Regions from separate parts of the Homo sapiens genome. Here region 1 is linked to region 2. Evidence: chromatin loops called from intact Hi-C (ENCODE). Cell type or tissue: heart right ventricle. All regions are shown on one strand.

Evidence for each region. Hi-C counts contacts between places; a loop is a spot of excess contacts. Peaks named below come from ENCODE experiments on the same cell type or tissue, not always from the same donor. Only the 100,000 strongest peaks of a DNase experiment are listed, where the experiment ranks them.
Region 1: a loop joins it to region 2, with 2.0 times the contacts of the local background. A loop is called at or near these places in 12 of 110 quality-filtered maps.

Annotation. Positions count from the first base shown.
Region 1 is chr12:21,763,717-21,766,216 of GRCh38, forward strand. It overlaps KCNJ8 (potassium inwardly rectifying channel subfamily J member 8), which reads right to left. Exons shown (of 3, transcript NM_004982.4): 3 at 1,239-2,500. The coding sequence ends at 2,007. All of the region lies in intron 2 of KCNJ8-AS1 (KCNJ8 antisense RNA 1), which reads left to right. Among named protein-coding and RNA genes, the nearest start is that of KCNJ8, 9.7 kb to the right of the region's middle. In heart right ventricle, no CTCF peak of the experiment used is centred here; no DNase peak of the experiment used is centred here; H3K27ac peaks cover 1,280 bases.
Region 2 is chr12:21,988,793-21,991,292 of GRCh38, forward strand. No RefSeq gene overlaps it. Among named protein-coding and RNA genes, the nearest start is that of ABCC9, 49 kb to the left of the region's middle. In heart right ventricle, a CTCF peak has its summit at 1,219 (motif pointing left); no DNase peak of the experiment used is centred here; H3K27ac peaks cover 231 bases.

The sequences.
Region 1 (2,500 bases), 230 kb before region 2:
AGCCTGTGTCACCTCTACAAAGTTGGGCTACTACTGAGCAGCAGGAAGGCACTATCCATGTTCTTACTGCTGGATTGTGTGGCAGCTACCTCTGGGTCTGCTCAGCTGCCCTGGGGTGGGAAGGTGGGAACCTGCATCTGTTCCAGAACTGCTTTGAGGTCTGATATCCACCTCCATAGTTGCTGTTGGGTTAAGTTTTATTAAGATAGTCTTTAGCAACCTAGACAGAAATGTTTTAATATTCAAACAATTGGTACAGATGCATGCATATATACAGTATCCTTGCTTGGACTATGAAGGAAGTGGTGGAGTAAAGAGAATTGGTCATATTCTGGATATATTTTGAAGGCAGAGCCGAGAGGTAATTGCTAATGGATGGCATGTAGGGTATGAAAGAGGCAGCAAGAATGACTTCCAGGTCATGGCTTGATGCCTGAGTGATTGGAAGAAAGACTGGGAGGAGGGCAGCTTTTGTGAGTGAGAATGAAGTATTTGGTTTTAGACCTAGTAAGTTTGAAATGCTTGTTCAATCTCCAAGTGGAGCCTCAGGTGCCTGTTTGATCTGTGAGTCTGGAGTTCAGAGGAACAGTTAGAACCCTTTCAGGAATGATTAACTCAATGACGTGATAAACAGTTTCTGTTCACCTGGTTGGAATCATGAGTCTTAAGATAGAACATTTCATAATTACCTATTTCAATGTTCATAAATACAAACCCCCAAATCTGTGTGAAAGATTTCACAATAGCTCAGCTTTCTGATGTTTAGCTATAAAATGTAAGAATAAAAGCATATATAGTTTATTAACCTAGTACTTCTCTCTCCTGTCTCATCCCTTCCTTGAAGAAGCAGGCACTAAATATGCTTAAATGAAGCTTTGATAGAAAATCTCACTTTAGCAAATGAGATGATGCTAAATCTATAAATGCCAAGCCTAAATTCAGATACTACTGGGAAGGAAGTATAGTTTTAAGATGGGAGATTGAAGATTAAAAAAAAAAGCTTATAGGATTTTTATGGTATGTCAGGCTTAGATTGAAAAACCAAGAGGACATTTTAAAACCTGAAATAAAATCAAAACAAAGCAAAAAAAAGCTAGTTTTGGAGCAAACAGACTTGAGAGAGAGGAATCTCAGAGTGAGTGTTATCACTTTGACATCTCTTTTACATGGCTCTAAAAACATCTTGAGTTTTAACTTGGGATGATTTTGTGAAAGAGGAATCACAAAACTACAGTGAGTACAAAGAAAATGTTTTAATAAAATATTCAATACAGTATTTCCCTGTGGGGATTCTAGAAGAAGAAGTGAGATGCTGAAGGAAGTGACTGTCACTGTGGGGAACCCAGTCCTAAATGAGACAAGACTTAGCTTTCCTTCAAAGACACCTTGTCCAGCTCTGCCCAACAGGCCGCAATGAGATGGACCAGGAAACCTTCAGGAGTCACCGACAGACAAAGCGAATGAACTGAATCCACTTACAAACAGATCCACTTAAGCAGTTTTTGCCTCAGGCTTCCTACCAAATGCAGTTATCATGGAGACAGGAGAAGGCTGATGTACAAAACGCATTAACATGATTTTGTTTTTTCCCCTCCTATTCTATTTGCATTTCCAGAGTGATCATTAGTAACACAGCGATCTGGGTTTCACCAACTAAGCATTTCAAACAGACTCATTTCTTGACCAAATTTTGTGCTCAAGGCCTGTTACTATTAGTGTAATTCTTGTGTTTCAAATTGAGAGAAACGAGCATACCCACCCCTGCACATAACTTAAGTATATCACTGCGAATTCTACATGTATGAAACAAGCATAAGCCATGAATCCTCCACTTGGTGTGTTACTTTTTATTACTACAGAAAGTGCTGTTGCTTGAATATGAATATCATTTAGTGTAATAAAATGTAGAAGGACACATTATTGTGTTCCAGCTCTGGTTCAGTCTGGCAGTGCCCAGCATAAACCGTCAAAACTTGATAAAAGACTGTCTTGGGGTTATCTTGCTGTCATGATTCCGATGTGTTTTGATTTCCTTCTGGAGTCATAAATTGCACCTTTGGTACCATGAGGGAAGAATTGTTCCTTCGGATAGAATTGTTCCTCCTCATGGAATTGTTTCTTCTCATGGAGTTGCGCTTCCTCAGAGAATTTTGATGAGACAGTTCACTCTTTTGGAGGGTCTGAATAAGGATGGAAGGTTTCTCATCCAGCTCTCGGGCACTGCACCGTGGAGCAGCTACTTTAACAGTGTTGCCAAATTTGGAGTAATCCACAGAATACACTCCTTCTTCCTCAGTCACAATGGACACAAAGCGGTGGCCCCATTGGATCTCCTCAGCAATGTAGGAGGTTCGTGCTTGTGTGGTGATGCCAGTAGTTTCAACCACTCCTTCCAGAATAACTATGACCTCCAAGTCTTGGTTGGCCAGGTCAGTTGCTGAGATGTCATACAGGGGACTGCGCTTGTCAATCACGTGGCAGATGATCAAAGGGGCCACCA
Region 2 (2,500 bases):
ATTAGTTTAGCAAGTCCTACACAAAAGCAGTAACACCAGGGAGCTGGAAAGAATCTAAGTTGGTACATCACATCCCATTGTCCACATCAACACACTCATGACATAAAACCTTGCAAAGAAAGTGATATCAGCACCACTTGAATCAGTATAAGGAATTACAAGGACTTTATAGAGTTTAAGTGACTTCTGACAATAAGCACTTCTATGTATTAGCTCAAATATGTTAAGATTTAAACCATCACTTAAAATTCAAGAACAATATGACCTAGGCCTTTTATTTTGGTAATAAGATATATAGTTTACTTCTGAATGATTAATACTTCTACTAAATGTCAAAAGCCAAAAGCTACAAATTTTTCTTAGATAATACACATTTTTAGGTCTTTATATTAAATCAAATAATAAATTTAGCCATACTTTGTATCAATCCTAATAATATTCCTGACTACCAATATGAATGTTAATCTTACTTATTTTCAGTATTATATATTACATAAATATAGTATGATGATCCAGTAATTATTTCTTTAACACTTGGCTTATATTAAGCCTATTTTCCAATATGAGAAATACAGCTGGAACTACCTACCTCATTAGGGTCATAATAAACTGTACATAACAATACATTTAAAGCCAAGGACAGGCACTTAGTACATGGTAGTCATCATTCTGTCCTCAGTACTAAAATTTTTGCATAATTCTTTGTCTTCCATTCAAAATTTTTTGAATTTTTCAAAAAGTTCTTATCAGAAAATAACACAGCATGTCCTGTGCATTATATAGTTATTCATTCTAAAAGTACTGTGTTTTCAAGGGTCTGGTCATTGCCCAGGTCAAAATTGTATTGCTTGTGGCCAAAAACGTTTCTACCCACTTATTCTTGTCTTATCCTTGCTGATTGGTGGCACTTGTCAATAAATATTGGCAGTAAAGTCTTTGAGAGTGATGTCTCCTAGTCTCCTAGATACTGTTTAATGTAGATTTCAAGCCCTATTCTTGGAAAAAAATCCCTCAAAAAGATTTCAGTTCTCCAAAGCGGTATCTCCAGCTTTCCCTAACTTTACTGACGGGTTAGCCACTCACCTCCACACACTGTTAGACATTCTACCTCCTTTCAGCCATATTTTTTTTCTGAAATTTTGTGATTTTCAATATTGCTATAATAATAGTGAAGCTCACATTTTCATAGCTTTTCTTCTGCACTGTTGCTCCCTCTAGTGCTGAGTTGAGAGACTGGATATTCGTAAGACAATGTAAAAATTTTCCTAATTTAACTAATAGAAAAGTTAACTGTGGAAAAAAAATATGTTATTAACACATTGAAAGTATTTCTACATGCCAGGGCTAGGGTACCATTCGTTACCATATCTCCAGCAGCCAGTGCAGCATTGACTCCTAACAAATATGCTTTGAACCAAACTGCTGAGAGAATACATAGGACGGAAAAAAAATTAAGACTCTATCTCTATCTTAACTTTTTTAATTCAAGATGTGCCTTTTATAGTGACACCTAAAGTTTTAGAAAGATCTTATCATAGAACAGCATTATTTAGCTAGCTATGAAAAATGAAATAATGCCAGGCACAGTGGCTCACACCTGTAATCCTAGCACTTTGGGAGACCGAGGCGGGCAGAACACAAAGTCAGGAGCTCAAGACCAGCCTGCCCAACATGGTGAAACCCTGTCTCTACTAAAAATACAAAAATTAGCCGGGCGTGGTGGCATGCGCCTGTAATCCCAGCTACTCAGGAGGCTGAGGCAGGAGAACTGCTTGAACCTGGGAGGCGGAGGTTGCAGTGAGCTGAGATCGCGCCACTGTACTCCAGCCTGGGTGACAGAGTGAGACTCCATCTCAAAAGAAAAAGAAAAATGAAATAAGTAATTCTTCAGAATATTTGTCATAAGAATAAGGTATGTGATTCAAATATATGTAGAAAGAAGCAGCTTAGCAGTTTCTAACTTAGCGGGAATTCTGACATTTGGATGTTGTGCACACAGACTTTTGAGGAATTCTTCTGCATACCACAAGCTAGAGCTACTAAACTTCTGTGAATCCCACAGTCTGTTGTTGGGGATAGCTGCTGGCAAAGCTTACTTCACTCAATGCGATCTACCCTATCAGAGTTATCTTCAACTCTTGTCTCAATAGTCAGCCATTTGCTTCCAGTATTGTCTTTACTTTTCACCTCTCCTGCTTAATGCTCCCAAATCCAAACAGCTCCATTTTACAGTTGAGCATACTTTATTCACTTTACTCTTTAACCTGCAGGTTGTTGGCTAGGATCCTCTCTACAATACTCACTTCAGATTTGGAGCAGGATTCTCCATTTAAAGCAACAGGGGCAGGAAGACATCCACGTTTTGCATGACAGGTCATATACTATTCAATATGTTATAAGATACCTATATACATCTAACAGGCATTCTATTGATTTTTATAATACAGTCTACAGAAAGTAAATTTAACAAAATTGCCTTCGCTGGTGAGAAAACATAGAT